Regions from separate parts of the Homo sapiens genome. Here region 2 is linked to region 1. Evidence: chromatin contacts called from ENCODE Hi-C or POLR2A ChIA-PET data. All regions are on one chromosome and are shown on one strand. The core of a region is the stretch at or near the end of the contact, and the rest is flanking DNA. Distances in the headings are between cores, read along the strand shown.

Region 1 (7,041 bases), core at 1,173-3,672:
GTGGGAAGCCTTTCTCTACTTTTTTCTACCTATGACCAGATTCACATCGCATTGCCGAGGGCAAGCAACATGACTCAGAGAAGAGGGGAGAGAGAAAGTGTGAATTCTAGAGCCAGACTTGCACCCCTGAGTATTCCAGAATTGACTGGACAGAAAGCAAGGCAACAATATTGGGTTAAAAGCTATTCTCTAGCAAACAAAAGCATAAAGAAGAGCACAACTGGAGAAAAGGTGGCAAAGATGGTGGCTAACATCGATTGAAAGTTGAATACACGCTGGGCACTGAAACACTTCTCAACGGTCTCAGGTAATCCTTGAAGAGAGGGTATTATCCTTTTACAGTTCAAGTATTTAAGCTCAGAGCTCACTTTAAACGAAAGAGAAAATGATATGTTATGGAGGTAGAATACTCTTAGGTTAAACAAAAAAGAAAAAAAATCTATTTTTACGTATCCGAAGAGTAATCACATGATGCTACAAAAGCATGAGAACCACACTACTCAAAGGGTACGAAGGCCGGGACCCATACTCCCATTGTCTACAGATGTTTTGGAAGTATTAAACTAAATAAAAACACAATGCTTTGTTCAGACCGACTCCTCTCTCAGCCCTACTCTTTCCCCCTCCCAGCCTAGGCTGACAAGAAGTGGCTAAAGGGAAAGTATTTAACAGGAGAACTGGTCTGGGAAAGTGGATTGTGGGTTGCTTAAACTAAGCAAAGACGTTGTGCAACCAGTTTTTACCTAAATTATTTTTCATTACTTCCCAAGTTTAGAGAGCAGCAGTTCACTTTATCAGACTGAACACAGGGAATGAGGTCGCCTTTCCCTCCAGGCCACCACTGGAATCACCTTCAACACGGTTTTGACTTCTTACACAATCAGACGGCGGGAGGGGGGAATCTCATCCTCAGCTTCATAGATAAACGCACCTCACGGCACACACACACAAACAACTCGCGCACATCTGAGGCCACGGATTTCCTTGCAACTCAAAGTCGGAGAAGCGGCCAAACAAGTTTCTTGCCAAATCCCTAGTAGCCACATATGTCCCAGGGCCGCACAGCGATAAAAACTTTGAAACATGCCTCCACATACCACCATTGTGGTCACTCACTCCAGATCCCGCCACCCCCTCCTCACAAATAACAAACTCAGGCTGCCCTGTGCAATTTAAAGCTAGACTCCACCGAAGCACTGGCTCTGCTGTGAAAAGCGGGAGAAAAAGATTGAAGGCTATTAAAAAAAACAACAAACAAACAAAAAACAAAACAAAACAAAACAAAAAAACAAACTACGGCCCCCGGGGCGGAGGGAATAAAACGAACTCGAAAGCTGGAGAAAAGTTAACTTTGCCGTGCCCAGCGGTGGGAAAATTTCCCCGGAAGACTAGCAAAGCCCTCACGATTTTCCCACCCCCGGACCGCCCGACGCTCGGCGGCCACGGACCCGCAGTTCGAACAATGCCGCCAGTGGGAGGGAAAGTTCGCCAGCCCGCCGGGCGCCCGCGCTCCCGCTCCCGCCGGGTGGGCACCCGGGCTTCCCGGGGTGCCTCGCCGCACCCAGCACCACCCGTTCTCCCCTCTCCAGGCACTCGGTTCTTTCCGCCCCCCAACAGCTAAACAGCCAGGGCGCGCCCTCGCTCCCTGGAGCATCCGACCCCTGGCGGCCGACAGAGCAGGTCCTCCCGCCACGGGTCTGGCCCCGTCAGCCCCGAAGCCAGGCAAAGGGCAGGAACGGAGGAGGGGGCGCCAGGAGGGGGCACCGGAGGAAAGAGCCGCAACAGTTATGGCGCTCAATTCCTGCCCGGTGTAGCCGGGAGCTGCAGCCGAGCTCGCGCGTCCGCCCCCGCCCCCCGCCCGGGCCACCAGGCACTACCCGGGCGGGCAGAGGGGCCACCAGGCACTTTACCTCAGCCCACACACGCTCTCGGCCCCAAGGCGCCGGGGACGCCGGAGGCGACCACGATGTGGAACCGGAGCGACCCGGAGCGCGGCGAGGCCGGGCCGGGACTGTGCGCTCCGCGCCGCCCGCTTCCACTCCCGGAGGCCGCCGCTCCCGCCGCCCAGCCGGTGCGACGCCCCCAACCTCGCCCGCGCCGGGTCCGGCCTCCGCGGCGCCTACCTTCGCGCAGCTGGCTCGCGGCTCCTGCCCGGCTCCACGCCGCGGCCCGGCAATGTGCCGGGTGAGTCCGGTCGGAGTGGTAACCGCCCCCCTAACCGCTCGCTTTCTTCTCTTCCCTCCCTCGCACCTGCCCCTTAATCCCCTCCTCGCCCCCGCCCCCCGCCGGGGCCGCCCCCCGCGCCTCAGCTCCCGCCCTCGGCCCTCGTCCGCCCGGCCCGTCAGGCCTCAGCGCTGGGCAGGCGGTTGGGCGGCGGCGGCGGCTGAGGCGGCGCGGAGCACTATTGTATTCCTGACACTGTGCGCTCCCACGCTCCGCCTCTTCCCTTTCCTTCCTCCCCCAACCTCTCCTCCCACCCACCGCCGGCCGCGCTCGCCCTACCGGAGCGGCTCCCAGCCGTCTGCCCGCCGCGCGTTCTTCTGGCGGGCTGGGCGCCGTCGCCACCCGCCGCCTCGACGCCCCGCCCACTCGCCGCTCCCGCACCCGCGGCGCCGCGTTCCAGGTGGGCTCCCCTCCCGTCCAGCTGGGTGCGCCACTGCCCGAGACGCCCCAGCCCCGCCGAGCGCTAGAGAGGACGAGGTGCAGATGCCTCGGCTGTGTTGAAATACAAACTAAGCTTTTCATGGCCCCTTCCAACTCTGAAGTTCCAAAGTGGGACTCTCATACATCAACTCGGTGGCCGCTATTGATTTATGTCGCTTGTGCTTGAATTACCTGTAATAATAAAGCCAAGGTGGCTATTAACATAATTCATTTATTCAGTTGCCAGCACAGGTGGTTTGTGATGTTGTGTGGCTTTTTCGATGTGTCCACTGGTTAGGCTATCGCCCACAGTTATTTGATCGAATGCCAATCCAGGTGTTGCTCTGGAGGTATTTTGCTGATGTAATTAAAGCTCCTAATCAGTTGACTTAAAGTTAGGGAGATAATCCTGGATAATCTAGGTGGGCCTGACGGAATCAGTTGGAAAGCCTTTCAATCAGGGCTGAGGGTGCTGAGTACGTCAGAGAAAGAGAATTTCCCCTATGGATGACACCTTTGGCCTATGTCCATTGGTTCCAGCCTGCTCCTGATCTTCCCTTCCTGACTGTATGCCCTACAGATTTTGGATTTACTTGGCCACCATAATCGTCTAAGACAATAGCTTCGAAGAAATGAATGAACAGGGAGTATATATACGTATATTCCCACCACGCATTCTTCTGGCAGGCTGGGCACCGTGGGTGTATGTGTGTGTGTGTGTATATATATATGTATGTGTGTGTGTATGTATATATATATGTGTGTGTGTATATATATATGTGTGTGTGTGTATATATATATATATATATATAATTTCCTACTGGTTCTGATCCTTTGGTTGAATCCTAATATAGATGTTTAAGCAACAAACCTTTTTGGCTTACCTCTCTGGGTTTGGAAATGTGCTATATGCAACTATGATGAACTCATTCTCTTTCTTTTTTCTTTTCCTTTTTTTTTTGAGTCAGGGTCTCACTCTGTCGCCAGGCTGGAATGCAGTGGCTCGATCTCGGCTCACTGCAACCTCTGGGCTCCCTGTCACCCAGGCTAGAATGCAGTGGTGAGATCTCTTGGCTCACTGCAACCTCTTGGCTCCCTTCAACCTCCACCTCCGGGGCTGAAGTGATTCTCCCACCTCAGCCTCCCAAGTAGCTGGGACTACAGGCACATGCCACCATGGCCCAACTTATTTATTTATTTATTTATTTGGTAGAGACAGTTTCACCATGTTGCTCAGGCTGGTCTTGAATTCCTAAGCTCAAGCTATCTGCCTGCCTGGGCCTCCCAAAGTGCTAGGATTACAGGCATGAGCTACTGTCCTGGGCTATTTTCGTTTACATTTCTAGGATGAACAATAATGTAGGCTCTTTTGTATTTTGTCTGTTTTCCATGTTAAAGATCTAGTTATATTCCATAATATGGAAATGCGTGAGTTCTAAAATATTCGTAGTCCTTCAGACTTATCTCACTTTATTATACTTATTTAAAAATAATTATAGATTCATCAGAAGTTGTAAAAAAAAATGTACAGAGTGGTCCCATGTACCCTTTGCCCAGTTTCCCCCAATGGTAATAGATAACTATAATACAATATAGATATTAACATTAATACAGTCCACAGACCTTATCCAGATTTCATCAATTTTCATGCACTGATTTCTGAGTCTGTGTATATAGTTCTGTGCAATTTTAACACATTTAAATTTGTGTAATCACCACAATCAACTTTTTCTCCACCACAAAGATTCCTCCTGCTACACTTTGTAGTCACAGTCACCGCTTTCTCCTCCTCTAATTTCTGGCAACCCCTAACACGTTCTCCATCTCTATAAATTTGTCATTTCAAGAGTATTACATAAATGGAATCATACCTTTTGAAATCAGCTTTTCTTCACTCAGCATGATTTTCTTGAGATGTACCCAAGTTTGTTGCATGTCTCAATGATTTGTTGCTTTTTATTACTGAGTAGTATTCTGTAGTATGGATGTCCTACAGTTTGTTTATTCATGCATTGAAGGTCATTTGAGTTGTTTCCAATGTCTGCCTATTAAGAATAGAACTGCTATGAGCATTAATGTAGAAGTTTTTGTGTAAACATAAGTTTTCATTTCTCTGTGACAGATGCTCAGGAGTGCAATTGCTGGGTCAGATGGTAAGTGTATATTTAGTGTTACAAGAAAATGCCAAACTTTTCCAGACTATACCACTTTATATTACCACCAGCAATGTATAAGAGATCTAGTTTCTCCACATCTTTGTCAGCATTTGGTATTGTCACTATCTTTTTCTTTTAGCCATTCTAATAGGTGTGTAGTGATACCTCATTGTTGTTTTAAATTGCATTTCCTTAATGGCTAATGCTGTTGAGCATCTTTTCATGTGCTTATTTGCCATCTGTATAACCTCTTTGGTGAAATGTCCGTTCAAGTCTTTTGCCCATTTTCTAATCAGATTGTTTCCTACTGTTAAATTTTGAGAATTCTGTATACTACATTCTAGATACAAGTCCTCTGTCAGATATGTGATCTGCAAATATTTTTCCCAGTTTGTAGCTGGTCTTTTCATCCTCTTAAGAGATTTTGCAGACCAAATTTTAAATTTTGATGATGTCCAATTTATCAATTTTTGCATTTATGTATCATGTTTTTGTGTCATGGCTAAGACATCTTCATCTAGCTCCAGGTCCTGAAGATTTTCTCTTATCTTTCCTTCTATAAGTGTTATAGTTTTATATTTTACATTTAAGTGCATGATTCATTTACTTTTTATATAGGATCTAAACCTAAGGTTGAGGTTCATATTTTTGTCTATGGTTGTCTGATGGCTCAAATAAAATGACTACTTTTCCTCCACTGAATTGCTTCTGCACGTTTGAAAAAATCGATTGGGCATATTTGTGTGGGGCTATTTGTGTGGGGCTGTTTCTGGGTTCGCTATTCTGTTCTATCGATCTATGTGCCTATACCTCTGTGAATACCAGTCTTGATTACTCTAGCTATATAATAAGCCTTAACATTGGGTAGAGCACTTCCTCCCACTTTATTGTTCTTTCTCAGAATTGTTTTAGCCATTCAAGGTCATTTGCCTTTCCATATAAATTTTGGAATGAGTGTATTCTGTATCTACGAAAACCTTGCTGGGATTTTGAAAGAAATTGTGTTAAGCCTATAGATCAGTTTAAGGTGAATTGACATCTTTACTATTGTATATTGAATTTTCCAATCCATGAACACGATATGTCTATCTCTCCATTTATTTAGATCTTCCTTGACTTCTTTCGTCAGCATTTTTGAATTTCCAGCATACAGAACCTATGCATGTTTTGTTAAATATATACCTAAGTATTTCATTTTCTTTGTCATGATTGTAAGTGGTATTGTGTTTTTAATTTGTCTTCACATTCATTGGTCATTGTTAATATATAGAAATGCAATTAATTTTTATGTGTTGATCTTGTTTCCTCTGACCTTACTAAACTCACTTACTAGTTCTAGGAATTTTTCAGCAGATTCTTTGGGATTTTCTATGTAGACAATCATATTATCTGTGAATAGGGACAGTTTTATTTCTTCCTTTCCAATCTGTGCGCATTTTATTTCCTTTTCTTGCCGTCTTGTTCTAGCTAGAACATTCAGTACAATGTTGAATAAGAGTGGAGAGAGTGGACATACTTGCCTTGTTCCTTATCTTAAGGGGAAACATTGTCTTTCGCCATTAAATATGATAGTTGCAGGTTTTTTGTAGATGCTCTTTATTGAGTTGAGAAAGTACCTCTCTATTCACAGTTTGCTGAGAGTTTTTATTATGAGTGAATGCTGAATTTTGTCAAATGCCTTTTCTGCATCAAGTTATATGATCGTGTGATTTTTCTTCTTTAGCCTGTGGATATGGTAGATTACATTGATAGAATATTGATTTTTGAACCAACCTTTCATAGCTGGAATAAACCCCATTTGGCCATAAAATAATTATTTTTATACCTTGCTGGATTCTATATTGCTAATGTTTTGTTGCAGATTTTTGTGTTAAAGCCCATAAGAGATAAAAGTCTGTAGTTTGGGGGAGATTTTTGCTACAGTCCTTGTCTGGTTTTGGTATTAGGGTAATACTGGCCTTATAAAATGAGTTGAGGAAGTTGTGCAGAAAAGAGTTAACATAACAGGCTCTTGGCAGGCATCTGTGAACTTGGATTTCAGGAGAGCTCTCATTGTTCCCAGAACTGATAAGAATGGCTAACTATATCTAAGCTGTTTGTACAAATGTTATTTATGCTGGGACTAGAACTCAAGTCTCCTGATTCTCAAGCTGTGCAGAAAAGAGTTAACGTGAAAGGCCTCAGTGCTATCCTTTGAAAGCCCTGCATGCAAGGTCGGTCCTTGGATGGCATTTGGAACTTA
Region 2 (6,256 bases), core at 2,189-4,688, 750 kb before region 1:
CTGTGTCTCTCATATCTCCCAGAAGCACCAGCCTGAAAATGTGCACCCATAAGCCAGGTTAAGAGGTCGCCAGTGGAAGCCAGGGAGACCCACCTGGTTAGAGCCCCAACCTCTGTATTGGTGACAGGCATTGTACAGAGCAGGGGTTGGCAAACCTTTTCTGTAAAAGGCCAGATAGTAAATACTTTAGGATGTCCATACCATGTGGTCTCTTTGGCAACTACTCAACTCTGCCATTATAGCGTGAAAGCAGTAACAGACAATATGTAAACGCATGAGTGAGACTTGTGTTCCAAGAAAATTTTATTAATGGACACTAAAATGCAAATTTCATATAATTTTGATGTGTCACAAAATATTAGTTTTACTTTTCTAAAGCCCTTTAAAGATGTAAATAGTATTCCTAGTTTGCAGGCTATAGGAAACTGTAAAGGGTCAGCAAACCAGGGGCCATAATTTGCTGACCCCTGATATAGAGCTTAGATGAGGAGGTTCACTGTTATGCGTACCACTGTCACTCAACACTTGATTTACAATGCAGTGACCTCCTTTAAATCCATAAATTCAGCCGGGTGAGGTGGCTCATGCCTGTAATCCCAGCGCCCTGGGAGGCCGAGGTGGGCAGATCACTTGAGGCCACAAGTTCGAGACCAGCCTGGCCAACATGGTGAAACCCTGTGTCTATTAAAAATACAAAAATTAGCTAGGCGGCATGGTAGTGTGTGCCCGTAGTCCTAGCTACTCCAGAGGCTGAAGCAGAAGAATCACTTGAAACCAGGAGGCAGAGGTTGCCATGAGCAGAGATCACACCACTACACTCCAGCCTTGGCAACAAAGTGAGACTCTGTCTCAAAAAAAATCTATAAATTCTACTTCTAGGAATTTATCACAAGGAAATAATCATGGCTCCGCACAAAAATTTGACAGCAAAGACTTATCCCATCCTGGTTATAACAACGAAAATATCTGAACACATTCAAATATCCAGTGACAGAGGAGTGGCTCAAAAATCTGAGGCCATCCAAAGAATGGAATGCTATGCAGCCATGTCAACAATTATCCTATGGTCTGGAAAGAAAGCAAATGTGATCAAATATTAACAACGAGTGAATCCAGGCCGGGCATGGTGGCTCACGCCTGTAATCCCAGCACCCTGGGAGGCCGAGTTAGGCGAACTGATTGAGCTCAGGCATTCGAGACCAGCCTGGGCAACATGGTGAAACCCCATTTCTACAAAAAATTAGCTGGGCATGGTGGCTCATGCCTGTAGTCCCAGCTATGCAGGAGGCTTAGGCGGGAGGATTGCTTGAGCCCGGTGGCAGAGGTTGCAGTGAACCGAGATCACACCACTGCATTCTAGCCTAGGCAAGAGAGCAAGACCCTGCCTCTAAAAAAATTTTAAAAATTCAAAATAAAACAACTGGCGAACTTAAGTGCAGGGTATATGAGTGTTCACTGTCAACTTTTCTGTAGGTTTGAAATGTAAAAATAAAGTTGGAAATACATTTTTAAGTAAAAAATTCTTTTTTGTGAAATATAAGTTAATAGACTTACACAGACTCATCTCCAGCCCATCAGAATTGTGTTCTCTGTTAAATAAATATGTGTCTTCTTTTCTCTCTTTTCACAGGAAAGTGGTATAGATTAACTAGATAATATTTTTCTACCTAGTATCTATTCCAATCACACTCAATGTAATTTAAACTATATGTAACATGAGATTTACAGACCAAAAAAACTAATCTCAATGTTTTCATTTTACAATTATCTCGTTCTAAGGGCAAAGAAAAGCTTAACTTGGCCAGGTGTGCTGGCTCATGCCTATAATCTCGGCATTTTGGGAGGCCGAGGTGGGCAAATCACTTAAGCCTAGGAGTTTGAGACCAGCCTGGGCAACATAGTGAGACTCTGTCTCTACAAAAACTTTTTTAAAAATTAGATGGGCGTGGTGGTGTATGCCAGTAGTCCCAGGTACTCCAGAGGCTGAAGCGGGAGGATCACTTGAGCCTGGGAGGTTGAGGCTGCAATGAGTCATGATCATACCACTGCACTCCAGCCTAGGGGACACAGACCCTGTCTAAAAAAGAAAAAAAAGAAAGAAAGAGAGAGAGAGAGAAAGAAAGAGAGAGAGAGAGAAAAGAAAGGAAGGAAGGAAGGAAGGAAGGGCTTAACTTGCTTGGGTTTTGAGCATTTGAAAAAAAAAACTTGCTTTTACATATGAAACACAAATTATCTGGGAAGACTTCCTTGGTAGGGGTGGGTGCTCTAGGCTCTACAGATGGAAATAGCATTTGGGGATTCATCCCATGGTCTGGATTCTTCTCCAGGCAAAGGCCCATTCTTGCTGGGTTATAAGTTCTTGTTTGAAAATCTAACCTGAAAAATAAATTCACTCAGTCACTCTAGTGCATAAGAATAAATTCACAAAAACCTTACCATTTAAATAAAAACATGGGAACTATGCCTAACTACAAGATGGCCAATCTTCGGCAGAGGACTTCAGCCACCCTCTCCATTTGACTATCAAACGAGGTGATTAGACAGAGAGTGTTGTCAATTTCCACTTGAGCCTCACTTATGGGTTGCGAGTGCAGAGCTGGAGTTATCAAAGATGAATTTTAGAAAACCTGTCTCTGTTTAAAACCTTTTAAATGCTTATACTCAGTCCCATTGCCAGGAGTGAAATCCAAACCTCCCGTGTGAAAAATCAATATCCAGGCCGACAGATCACACGGGATCTTCCTTATAGACCAGAACCATAGTCAATTTTTAGGTCCTTTTAAATATTAAACTCTTCACTTCCTCTACCTCCACCTGTGCGTCGCGCCTACCTTAGAACCCGCCAAATCCCATTAAATCCCACCCCCACCAGCCACACACGGTCTCCATAGGCTCCAGGCGCCGCTTTTGCAGTCCCCCATTGGCCGGTTTATTGCCAGACGGCCCCTGCTCGCACGCCCTAGTCTTCTTTGATCTCCTCGGATTCCGTGAAGCCCTGCCCTTCTCTTCTCCCCTTTGGCCCGTCTTCTTCCACTCAGGCCCGCCCCTCCCCAACTGGCTATTTGGTTGGCCAGCGCGCTTGCCACTTACGTCATTCACCCGCGCCACCCGGAAGCCGCGGTTCCTACCAACCGTTCTTATTGCTGGCGGCCTGAGGTAAAGGCCGCGCTTGGGTGTCCCTGGGTGGTCGGGTCCCCGAGTTGGGAGGGGCGGAAGGCTGAACCTCCAGCTTGAGCCGGACAAGCCGATTCCCAGCGTTGAGAGGGTAGAGATGAACTGTGTGTGAGGCCAAACTGGATCGGTCAACATGGTCTTCCCCCTCCCCACTCCCCAGGAGCCCATCATGGCGACGCCCCCTAAGCGGCGGGCGGTGGAGGCCACGGGGGAGAAAGTGCTGCGCTACGAGACCTTCATCAGTGACGTGCTGCAGCGGGACTTGCGGTGAGTGACAGTGCGGGGGGCGGGGCGTTTGGAACATTCCACGTGGTGGGTGGGGCGTTCAAAGTTAGGGCCAACCCTTTGAATTGGCGGGCGAGGCGTTCAGAGTCCGGCCCCGCGCTCCTTGGAGCGAGAAGTGGGGACGACATCCGGGGTGCAGTTTGGCTGGGACGTGGCGTTCATAGCAGGGGCGTGTCAGCGCATGCGCGGCCTCCGATGTTTAACAGATTAAGGCTTGTTTTCTGGAGCCACAGTTCTCGGGTTCGAATCCTGGCTCGGCCATTCTTCATCCTTGTGAATACGTCCTACCTCGCCTTTCTGTGCCCTATAAACTTTACTCTTCTGTGAAATGGGGAGTTTTCTGGAACCTTCCCCATGCAGTGGTTTTGAGTTTTTGATGTGTCCCATCTTTGTCAAGAATTTAGCATGGATGCCTGAAACATAGTAGAGGTTCAATGAGTATGAAGAAATATTATTGCAATCTTTGTTAATCTAAGCAGGAAATAAGGTGTTCAGAACTAGGCCTATGAGCATCCTAAAAGGGATGGAGGATTTTTCTAGGGTGAGGATGGGACATTATGATTGGAGTTCAGTATTGGGAGTATAATAATAGTAATTATAACTAACATGTATATAGAGAGTTTACCATTTGATAAGCATTATTCTAGATGCTTTGTAGTAAACGCTCATTTAATCCTAATGACTCTACAAGGTAATACTGTCATCTGTATTTTATAAATGGGGAAACTGAGTCCCAAACAGGTTATTTACTTGCCAAAGTCACACATCTATAAAGGATAGAGCCCAGATCCAAACCCAGGCAGTCTGACCCAGAGCCGAAAATTAACTTATGCACTAAAAAGCCTTTTCAGTGTATGGTGACATGAGAGTCTCAGAGGGTCATGATATGAGGTATACTAGGAGGAATGGGGCTGCCTATTGGTCACCATTGTACTTTCGTCCCATCAGAAAGGTGCTGGACCATCGAGACAAGGTATATGAGCAGCTGGCCAAATACCTTCAACTGAGAAATGTCATTGAGCGACTCCAGGTAAAGACTATGGGATTGGGTACCATTTTTTTGGTATGTGTGGGCAAGGGAGGGAAATGGGAAGAGAGACTCCAGACCCAACCCTGTCACCTGACCTAAGAGTTCACCACTGACCCCTACCTCTTTTTCCCTGGCCCCACAGGAAGCTAAGCACTCGGAGTTATATATGCAGGTGGATTTGGGCTGTAACTTCTTCGTTGACACAGTGGTGTGAGTGTCTACCCGCCCCTCTGAGCCCACAGGGTTCAGCTTACCCCTTCCCTCATGCAACTTATATTTTTTTGAGTATCTTCTATGTACCAGGCACTATGCGAGGTTTTATATCCCAGTAGGATATAAGCTAGGTGCTGGGGATGTGACAGTGAATAAAATAGGACAAAATCCCTGCCTTCCCAGAGCCTCAATTTGGGGAAGGGTGGGGAGCAAAACATAAACTATGCTAAACAGTGATAAGGACTTCTCCCCACTTCCTCTAACCTCTCTTTCCTCAGCCCAGATACTTCACGCATCTATGTGGCCCTGGGATATGGTTTTTTCCTGGAGTTGACACTGGCAGAAGCTCTCAAGTTCATTGATCGTAAGAGCTCTCTCCTCACAGAGTAAGTCCATTCCATGAGGATAGTGTGTAAAAACACCACCATTTCCAACACTCTTCTCCCTTTACCCATGGCTGCCTGGAATGATACTTAAGGACTCATCTCCCCTCCTCTTCAGAGCTGGGGCTGAAGAAATGGGGTTGCAAAGCCCATGTGTAGCACATAATAAGCACTCAAAAAATGATCTTTGTATTGTTCATTCACGCAAACATTTATTGGGCATCTTCTGTATGCCAGGCACTGTGCTTAGCAGTGGGAATGCAGCAGTGAACAAGACAGAAGAGTTCCTTGAAGGCTTACAATCTAGAAGGACTATACTGTTATACATAAATACAATTATGACCAGATCCATGAGGTCTCAGCCTGTTAGAATTGGTAACAAGAAAACTAGTTACCTATGATTTCACTTCCTGCTAATTTTACTATTCATTCACTGTGTTCCTGCCACACTCACCTTCACATGCTTCTTTCAACACCCCAAGAATGATCCCACCCCAGGGATATTGCTGTAGCTGTTCTCTCTGCCTGCACTGCTCTTTCCCCCAGTACCCACATGGCTTCCTTTCTCCTCACTCACTCGTCTTGCTTAAATGTCACTTCCTCAACAAGGCCCTCTGTAACCTAACTTTCAAATTACAGCCCCTGGCATGCTTGATTCCCCTCCTTCTACTTTTTTTCTACTAACACTTATCACCCCCTAATATTTACTATGTAATTTCTTTCTCATGTTGTCTCCTCCAATTAGAATGTAAGTTTTACAAAGGGGGAGATTTGGTTTATTCCCTTATACCCAGGTGACTAGAGTAGTACAAGCATATAGTAGACACTCTGTGTTTTTGTTTTTAAGAGATGGTGTCTCGCTGTGTTGCCCAGGCTGGAATGCAGTGACTGTTTACAGCTGCGATCATAGCATACTACATCCTCAAACTCCTGGGCTCAAGCAATCCCCTTGCTTCAGCCTGCCAAGTAACTGGGACTACAGGCGCACTGCTGTACCCGGCTTTGTGTTTGTTGAAATAATTTGAAAGGGTATGCTGGAAGCATATTAAAGTGGTTATTGAAGCAGATCTGTGTTGGGGGTGATGGGGAGAGAAAATGTGGGCTCCAGTTGAGTTTAAGGCAGGAGTGTCCAATCTTTTGGTTTCCGTGGGCCACATTGGGAGATTTGTCT

Evidence for each region. A loop is a pair of places that touch in the nucleus more often than their neighbours do. ChIA-PET counts read pairs that join two places held with the same protein, here RNA polymerase II (POLR2A). Pooled maps may share reads with other maps.
Region 2: a loop to region 1 is called in a pooled map, with 3 times the contacts of the local background. The contact joins the promoter of UXT-AS1 here to the promoter of JADE3 in region 1. A Hi-C loop is called at or near these places in 2 of 50 pooled maps. POLR2A ChIA-PET finds 5 or more read pairs at or near these places in 2 of 52 experiments (HEK293 and Panc1).

The regions. Positions count from the first base shown.
Region 1 is chrX:46,907,802-46,914,842 of GRCh38, reverse strand. JADE3 (jade family PHD finger 3) reads right to left here and starts at 2,422. Exons shown (of 11, transcript NM_014735.5): 1 at 2,124-2,422. RefSeq lists silencers at 1,635-2,044, 2,485-2,614 and an enhancer at 2,355-2,649.
Region 2 is chrX:47,656,015-47,662,270 of GRCh38, reverse strand. UXT-AS1 (UXT antisense RNA 1) reads right to left here and starts at 3,438. Exons shown (of 2, transcript NR_028119.1): 1 at 3,091-3,438; 2 at 2,160-2,376. It overlaps UXT (ubiquitously expressed prefoldin like chaperone), which reads left to right and starts at 3,091. Exons shown (of 7, transcript NM_004182.4): 1 at 3,091-3,156; 2 at 3,335-3,441; 3 at 4,408-4,489; 4 at 4,632-4,699; 5 at 4,981-5,088. The coding sequence starts at 3,344. RefSeq lists a cis regulatory region at 1-120, silencers at 2,822-3,161, 3,440-3,519 and enhancers at 2,742-3,243, 3,000-3,259, 3,244-3,747.